Linked DNA regions of Homo sapiens: region 1 is linked to region 2. A link is a loop called in an ENCODE intact Hi-C map of the cell type or tissue named here. Cell type or tissue: Caco-2. All regions are shown on one strand. Each heading gives the region's core, and the rest is flanking DNA. Links, peaks and the distances in the headings are about the cores only. Region 1 overlaps SLC15A2 (solute carrier family 15 member 2). Region 2 holds the start of LOC101927010 (a long non-coding RNA gene).

Region 1 (4,400 bases), core at 277-4,276, 66 kb before region 2:
TCTTTATGAGATTTGCCAGCCACTCCCACAGTTCAGCATTCTGTCCTTAGCGCTGATATACTGAATGTGCTATTTAGGTTTGTGCAAAAGTTATTGTGGTTTTTGCCATTGAAAGTAATGGCAAAACTGCAATAACCTTTGCACCAACCTAATAAATGAGAAGCTAAGAACCTTGTTTGTGTATCAACTGCAGTTGTGTTTGCAATGGGAAGCAAAATATACAATAAACCACCCCCTGAAGGAAACATAGTGGCTCAAGTTTTCAAATGTATCTGGGTAAGTCCATAAATTGTTTTCTTGCCTTTTTCAATCAAAAGAAAGAGATGCTATGCTGAGAATATGGGCCTTCAAACGTGGGCATACATTTTTCTCAATGACCTCTATTCTATTTTCATGTTTTTTAACAAGCTAAGATTAACCAGTCTTCTTCTTATGCCTCTACTTAACCATTAAGTTAAAAAAAGTAATCATCTTTTTAAGTTGGCAAAAATCTTCTGAAATGTAATTATATATAGACAGATAACATTTTTTCTTTTTTGTTGTTATTTTTTGTTTTGAATGGCAAGTTCTTTCTTAAAGTGATAGATAAAATTATATCAGAAATATTCTGAAATTCAATGCCTGATTAGGTCAAAGAGTTGGAATAAGTCACTAGAAGTATGGTGTTTGAAGGAAGGTATAATAAGTTGGAAAAGGCAGAGGATGTTTTTCTCTTTGTCTCTCCCATGATGTCTACTCTCTGCCCTAGTTTGCTATTTCCAATCGTTTCAAGAACCGTTCTGGAGACATTCCAAAGCGACAGCACTGGCTAGACTGGGCGGCTGAGAAATATCCAGTAAGTTGGAAATGCAGAAACATCTTATGGCTTGATAGAGTCTTTCCTAATGTTCAAAATGATTCTATCCTACTGCATTCAACCTCCTCTCTACTGTTTTTTGGACACTTCTACTTTAAGCAAGAAAGCCATGTACAGAACTTCTAGCATTTCTGCCCATTCTTCCTCCTTTTCGCAGAAGCAGCTCATTATGGATGTAAAGGCACTGACCAGGGTACTATTCCTTTATATCCCATTGCCCATGTTCTGGGCTCTTTTGGATCAGCAGGTAAGAATAGTTCTTTTGGACATTACCGCTCCTTACAGCCACTTCCCTCTCACAGGAAAGGGATTTCTCATAACAGGATCTGTTTGCCCTAGGGTTCACGATGGACTTTGCAAGCCATCAGGATGAATAGGAATTTGGTGAGTAGAAGAGATTTTCCAGAGAAGTCTATTATTTTCTTCATCATCCATATTGGGGAAAAATTAATTTCTTTGTGATTTTGCCTGAAAACTAACAAGATCTTCAGAGAAGTGCTTTTAGCCTGAAGGTACCGTGTAGGCAAAGATAAAGAAAGCTAGTTTAGAAATAAAAACCAGAATCTTCTCTTTAGAAATCAGGAACATAAGGATGAGAAAGTTTCAATGTATACAAGGAAGTATTGAGAGGCTAGCAAATGATGTGATGCGTAACCTGGGATAGTGATTTTCTTCTGTCTAAGCCTATCCCAGAGTACAGCAGGGACAGGTTTGAGTGGCACTACTACGCAATTGGTCTATCTCTTCAACAAGGATCACAGCAGGGGACCTGTGGGAAATGGAATATTTTGTATGTATGGATATGGAAAGAATGAGAAGGTTATACGTATTATTTTCTCTTTTTCCAAACTCCATTCTTTAGCCCACTCAAATAAGGTACCATCTCTACTCTCAATTGTTCTTTTCCTAGATTAGTGTATTATTTTTCTATCTTCTCAGTTTTTGAAAAGACAGAGTAGAATGATACCAGGGTCTTATTAGTCAGTCTATTTGGAGCCTGCAAAATATAATTTTACCTTTTCCCTTCCTCTGGCTGTCTCTTATTTACCATGGTGGTCTTCTTGTTGACCCTCTGGAGAACAACTTTGGAAACACTATGTGTCAGGGAGAGTCTTCACCCTAACCATGATGTCTTGCCCTTCATATTATTACAACCTAGAACTGCAGTTGCTGAGATCAATAAAAATGCACTGACTCTATTCTCTTTCAAGTTAAGGAAAGCATAATACATAGAAAATAATTTCTCCCTTAGGCCCATCTGCCTGGCAAACATAGCCAGAAGCTTTCCCAAGTCTGTTCCCATCCCCCAAATAATCTTAACAGCAAAATAGTGGCCCTGAACCAAAGACCTGATGAATTTTCTCTCATATGTTTCTCACTTGCTAACTAGCAAAATTATTGATCTAGGCCAACATTTTTTTTTCTTTTCTTCAGACATCAACTAAATTAATTTGTTAAAATGTTTCAGGGGTTTTTTGTGCTTCAGCCGGACCAGATGCAGGTATGTGACTCTTCTATAGCCATGGGGACTTATTTGTTTCCTTATCTATGCCTCCACCTGCAGTATTACGATTAACAACCATAATTTGATGCTTTTCTCCTTGTACGCTGATAAGGGCCAAGCTTCGACATGAAAACATTCCCATTAAGCCCCACCCTTCTCCTTCACATCCCCTGTTAAGTACTTAACTTGCAACGGGTTAAGTGTAAGCATTGGATTTTTTTCCAAGTCAAGATAGTATAATCAAAATCTTGTAAAAGAAATTGTAAGGCTTATTTTGTGAGCAATGAAGTCATGAGAGGAAAGAGCTCACAATAAGGCTGGCAGAAAGACAGGCTCAGAGTGAAACTTGTCCCTTGGGATATTTGAAAGCTAAAATGCTATGCAAGGGAAATAGGGTCTTGGGTGTAAATGGACTGAGGAATGTGGAGTCATTCTGTACTTACAATGACAAAAGTGTGTGTAGATGTGAGACAGAGTGTAAACAAGCAAATGAGTGCAGTGCTCACACTCATGATAGGAGAATATTTGTAGCTAATCCTTTTTATCATGGTGTTACAGGTTCTAAATCCCCTTCTGGTTCTTATCTTCATCCCGTTGTTTGACTTTGTCATTTATCGTCTGGTCTCCAAGTGTGGAATTAACTTCTCGTAAGTGTTCACTATGTCTGTATGGATTACTCTAAATTGACTCAGTCTTTGCCCAGTTTGAAAAAGATTCAATGTCAGTATTTTTCTTAGTGAGGATTGGTTTTAGTTTATCATCTATCTGCTTCTATTTTTCCATGTTAGACTAACTGCCTATTGACCCTGAAAAATGTGAATTAGATATAATTAATGAGAGTCAAAGCCATTACTGTGGACTTAACTGTGTAATGGTGGTGGAGGGGCAGGTCTAGGTTTCATGCCAAACCAAAAATATGTGAAATTTAGCTCCTAAACCAACTTTCTTCTTTGTTCTTGAATGTTGTCTCTTCAAAGAAACTCAAGGCCTTTGATGACTACTAATCCCTTTAAATCTCCTGTTGTCCCTACAAAACAAATGGGGAACCTAGTAGGACTGGGGACTGAATTATTCCCAATTACTGCCTGAAATTTTTTCTAAATAGAAGGACTAGTCTTTTTTAGAGTTTGGCAAAAGAAAGTTTCAAGCCTTCTTTCATTCTTGATTTAATAGCAATTTCATTGTGATGACCACTTTACCAGATGAAAATGGCCCTTTGTCATTTGTTCATTGAGCAAATGTTGGGAAGTTTAGGACCAAGTGTCATGAAAATATAAATCAAGCAAAAAAAAAAACAACATTTCCCTCAAACAGTTTATTACTTAGTAAAGGGGCTAGACTATATATATATATATATATATATATATATATATATATATATATATATATATATATAAAATACAACTACTACACAGGTAAAATAAGTGTCCTAAGAAGGGAAGATCAAGTGCCAAGGAGAGGTAGAAAAGAAAAAGTCCCTCCCCTGCCAAAGCCAACAGATTTCTGCAGAGGAATGTGAGGTAAAGCATGTACAGCACTTGGCATATGGCATTTGTTCAATAAACCTGATTGTATTGCCATTATTTTTGGTGTTATGACATAGCGAATAGAAAAACCATCATAAGCAAAGATGGAGGTGGGTAAATGTGGTGTATCACAGAGAAGAGCAGTTCAATGTGACTCAAGAACAAGAAGAAAGAAGAATGTATGAAGGGGAGTTCTAGGAAATCCCTTGAAAAGTAATTGGTCATGGAAACATGGATTTAAAAAAGGAAAGTAATTGGGATCAAATCAGGAAAAGTCTTTGATGCAGTTTGAATATTTGTACCCACTCAAATCTCATGTTGAAATGTAATCCCCAATGTTGGATGTTGGAGGTGGGGTCTGGTGGGAGGTAGTCGGATCATGGGGATGAATTCCTCATAAATGGTTTAGTGCTATCCCGTTGGTGCTGTCCTTATGATAGTGAGTTCTAGTGGGATCTGACCATTTAAAAGCATGTAGTATCTCCCTACCCTTCACTTGCTCCTGCTTTCACCA
Region 2 (4,349 bases), core at 1-4,000:
TAGCTGGGACTACAAGTGCATGCCACCACACCTAACTAATTTTTATATTTTTTGTAGAGACGGGGTCTCACTATGTTTCCCAGGCTGATCTTGAACTCCTAGTCTCAAGTGATTCTTAGCCTCCCAAAGTGCTGTGATTACAGGTGTGAGCCACTATACCCAATCTCAAACTCTTGTATTTAAAATTCTTCTATTTGATTCTCAGAATCTAAGCCAAAAACTGTTAGACTCAGACTTGCAGTTCCCAAGTCAGCTGGAAACCTAGGTGATGCTGATGACACACAGGAGCCGAGAAGTAGCCACAGAAGTTGTGCTGTGCTTGGTGACTAAATGACCACACTCCTTCCACTATGAGAGCTGTCTTTCTCCTGGGAAATAGAAGAATACACACACAAAAAAAATCCAGTCAGTGCAATCCGTCTATGCATGTAACACATAATGTGCTCTTGATTTACAAATCCTAAGTGGGTGGTGGCTGCCAGGACAGCAGATCTGAACCTAAAAAGTATTTCTTTACTCTTCATGAAACCAATCTCTCTCCCCAGGCTTAGGTTTTTCTTGCTTACCTCTCTAGAGACTCCCTCAAATACCTTTAATTTCTGAAAATTTCTTCCAGTCTAATTCACTCTGCCTCTTGCTCTGTTTTCTAATACCTTCAAGTCTCCCTTAGACTGAAAAAGGGGTACCCTGTTCCATTCTTCAGTCCATCTCTCTCCCATTCATTCATGAAGACATTGCTCAGTTCTCTTTTTCCTTTTTATAATCTCCTGAATCATTCCTTCCCAGCCCTTTTCTAAAAAGTTTGGCTTCAAACCTTAGTATTTCTCTGAAGTTGTATTTCAGAGATCACTAATTACTTCTTCCTGACCAAACTCAGTGGCTTTTTTTCAGAAGTTATTCCACTCTACTTGGTCTTTGGGCTTTTTCCACTTCCTCGGTGAGGGTGAAGAACTGTGGTTTACATTTCTCATATTTTTCTAGCTACGGTAGGGGATCATTTTATTTAAGTTTTGAATACTTATACTTGTGGTCCATGAATGTAACCTTCCTCATCTTATTTGAAATAAGAAAACGAAGTATCTGTCCTAAAATATACTGCTCAAAAGGGATCACATATGTATGTACATTCATGTTGCTATAAAAAAAAGTTTCCAATTTATCAGGAAAGTGAGTTTTAGGGGTCATGATTTCTAATCAAAATACTGCAGGATAAATGTTCTCTGACATAACGGAAAACAATGAAATGTGGTAAAAGGAACTTGTCCAAGTTTGCTAAAAGAAAACCTAGACATGATCAAGGAGTAGACATTTTGTTGAAAGTAGGAGATTAAGAATGCCGACATAAAACTTTTTAAACATTAAATCAAAAAGTCAAGAAAAAAGCTGGGATTCTCTTTAGAAAGTTTGAATTTAGCTTGGAGAAGAAAGAACACAGTGGTTTTCTCTTGTATTAGAACAGGTGTATACCGGCCAAGTTTGGAAGAAGCCAGAAATACCTTGAGAATGTCTTAGGACAAGATTAGAAGGAAAGATAATTCATTGGAAGGAGTCCAGGAGCCTGGGCCACTCAAGTCTGTACTCACTGAAGGTAAAAGCTTGAAGTTTTTGCCCCTTATATTTCTGAGGTTATAGCTTCAGTGGAGTGAAAACGCCACCAGACCTGAATTGAGAAGATCTTGGCTGGAATCCTGGTTCTGAAGTTGGGTGGAAGATCCCTCAATATAACCTCCATTTTCTCATGGGCACTGTGTAACATATCGTTCCTATCTATTTCAGGTTACCATGAAATCATCTGCATGGAAGCCCTTGTTTGTCAATATCTATTTGTCAAATATTACTCTTGAGAGAGAAGGTTCCACATGAACAACAACAAAAAAAGTTGTTCCATTTATGTTTCTCTAAATGCCAAATGAAGTATTTTAAATAAGCATTTTATAAAAAGTTATGGTAAAGCTGTAGCTGCTGAAAGCCTGCTTTAGGAAAATAGTGATACATCTTATCAACTCAAGCAGTAAACAGGAACTTCCAGTGCTGCATGATGGAAGGTCACCATCTAGAGGCCCAATTGTATTAGGATGTTTCACTACAAGCTCCAATGACTCCAGAGGCTAGGAAGGCAGCCTGTGTAAGAAGCAGCAGCCAGCCCCAAGGAGAGGAGGGAACAGCAAGACTTTGGCCCTGCAGACTTTGCCTCAGTAAATGCATTCAAAATTCCAGTTACAAACAAAACAAACTAAACACAGTGCCTTCAAACTGAGCAATCTGCCAAATCAAGCTTTGATCCTGGGCCTCTGCTCACTGTCAGAATATGAATGGAAAGTTGAATGTGATAAGTAAAGTGATAACTCCTTGGGAGATAAGCTCAAAGAGATTCCAAACAATGGAGGCTTTTACAATTTCTTGTACAAAATCTTTGCTTCTTGGGAGTAACTTTACAATTGAAAATTTGGTTTGGTTGTGGTAGGTGGTAAAGGAAGCTGTGATATTTTCAGAAAATTAGGAAGAAATAAAGTCACCAGAAGATATCATTGACTCCAAATGATAATCTCTTTCTCTCTTCCTTTTTTTTCTGAGTCAAGGTCGCATTCTGTGCTCAGGCTGGAGTGCAGTGGTGCAATCATGGCTCACTGAGCCTAGAACCTGGGCTCAAGTGATCCTCCTATACTCCTGAGTAGCTGGGACTACGGGTACATGCCACTGCACTTGACTATACTTCTCTCTAAGGAGGCAGCATGAATTATTGAAAGGGCACAGGCTTGAGAATCAAAGCGCAATTCAAACCTAAGCTTCACTCCCTATTGGCTGTGTGGCTTTGAGCATGCTACTCAACCTCTCAGAGGCTCCCATAGTTGTGAGGATTAAATGAAATAAAGCTTGGAGGCCAGGCACAGTGGCTCATGCCTGTAATCCCAGCACTTTGGGAGGTCGAGGCGGGCAGATCACGAGGTCAAGAGATCGAGACCATCCCGGCCAACATGGTGAAACCCCATCTGTACTAAAAACACAAAAGTTAGCTGGGTGTGCTGGCATATGCCTGTAGTCCCAGCTAATCACGAGGCTGAGGCTGGAGAATCGCTTGAACTGGGGAGGCAGAGGTTGCAGAGAGCCGAGATTGCACCACTGCCCTCCAGCCTGGTGACAGAACGAGACTCTGTCTCAAAAAGAAAAAAAAAAGAAAGCCTGGAAAGGGCTTAAAGGGCTTATCCAGTGTCTGGAATGTAACTGGTGTTCCTCACCCTTTTCTCACTTACAAGAAGTCACATAATTTAACTTACAGAAAATGAAAAGAAAATAATTTAACTTAGAAGAAGATAGCATGTAGATTTGGGGCCCAAAACTGGATCTTAACTTTTTTTGTTGTTGTTGTTATAATGAAGAGACCTGGTTTAGTCACTACATGAGTAAAGGAAGTGTGATTGTGTTTTCTTTCAGGACGTAATTTTCTTACTGGTAACACGGAAGAAATAGTTGTATCATCTGTAAATGAGGATAATAGTACAAAACACACAGGGTTGTTGTGAGGATTAAGTAAGATGTTATATAAGATGTCTATAACTCAGTACCGCTTAGCAAGGGGTAGCTATTTTCACTATTTTGTTGATCCTTGTCACTCAAGGGACATCTGTGAGAAGATGACATAATTGCCATTAATTATTACAGAAATGTCTGCTGGTCTTTGCTACCTTCCTCACAAATCACTCTCTCACCAAGGCTCTGCTCTAGAAAGAGCAGCAGTGTGGCTCTCCTAAGAGGCCTGCTCCTTTGCACACACCATGTATGTGATTGAGTTTTTAAAAAACTCACAGCAGAACATGTACTTCCAAATGAGAGTTGTATCCTTCAAAGCCTGTGACAGACTACACTTCTTCTTTTATAATATCTCTCTGCTCCGGGAACTTATTTCAGAGTTACTGCATATACCTTTGACTATCTCAACAGAAGCAAAAGAGAAAAGGATTTTGGTCAAATAGAGAAAAGATCTTCATGGGTAGCCTGTAAGTTGGCTCTGAGGCAGTTTATTAATGTTTTTGAGCAATGGCAACATATCTTTGCAAAGTGGCAACATTAAAGGACTGCTGTCATTTGGATGTATTAATTATAAATTTTTTTTTTGAGACAGAGTTTTGCTCTTGTCACCCAGGCTGGAGTGCAATGGCACGATCTCAGCTCACTGCAACCTCCTCTTCCCAGATTCAAGTGATTCTCTTGCCTCAGCCTCCTGAGTAACTTGGATTACAGGCACCCGCCACCACACCCAGCTAATTTTTTGTATTTTTAGTAGAGACACAGTTTCACCATGTTGGCCAGGCTGGTCTTGAACTCCTGACCTCAGGTGATCCACCCGCCTC

What was found. Hi-C counts contacts between places; a loop is a spot of excess contacts. Peaks named below come from ENCODE experiments on the same cell type or tissue, not always from the same donor. Only the 100,000 strongest peaks of a DNase experiment are listed, where the experiment ranks them.
Region 1: a loop joins it to region 2, with 7 times the contacts of the local background. A loop is called at or near these places in 1 of 110 quality-filtered maps.

The regions. Positions count from the first base shown.
Region 1 is chr3:121,922,027-121,926,426 of GRCh38, forward strand. It overlaps SLC15A2 (solute carrier family 15 member 2), which reads left to right. Exons shown (of 22, transcript NM_021082.4): 8 at 194-276; 9 at 749-835; 10 at 1,014-1,103; 11 at 1,196-1,240; 12 at 2,325-2,357; 13 at 2,919-3,007. Among named protein-coding and RNA genes, the nearest start is that of SLC15A2, 30 kb to the left of the region's middle. In Caco-2, for the core only: no CTCF peak of the experiment used is centred there; no DNase peak of the experiment used is centred there; H3K27me3 peaks cover 176 bases.
Region 2 is chr3:121,988,041-121,992,389 of GRCh38, forward strand. It overlaps ILDR1 (immunoglobulin like domain containing receptor 1), which reads right to left. Exons shown (of 8, transcript NM_001199799.2): 8 at 1-368. The coding sequence ends at 327. It overlaps LOC101927010 (a long non-coding RNA gene), which reads left to right and starts at 139. Exons shown (of 2, transcript XR_241555.5): 1 at 139-1,588; 2 at 1,777-2,539. In Caco-2, for the core only: no CTCF peak of the experiment used is centred there; a DNase peak (open chromatin) is centred at 2,141.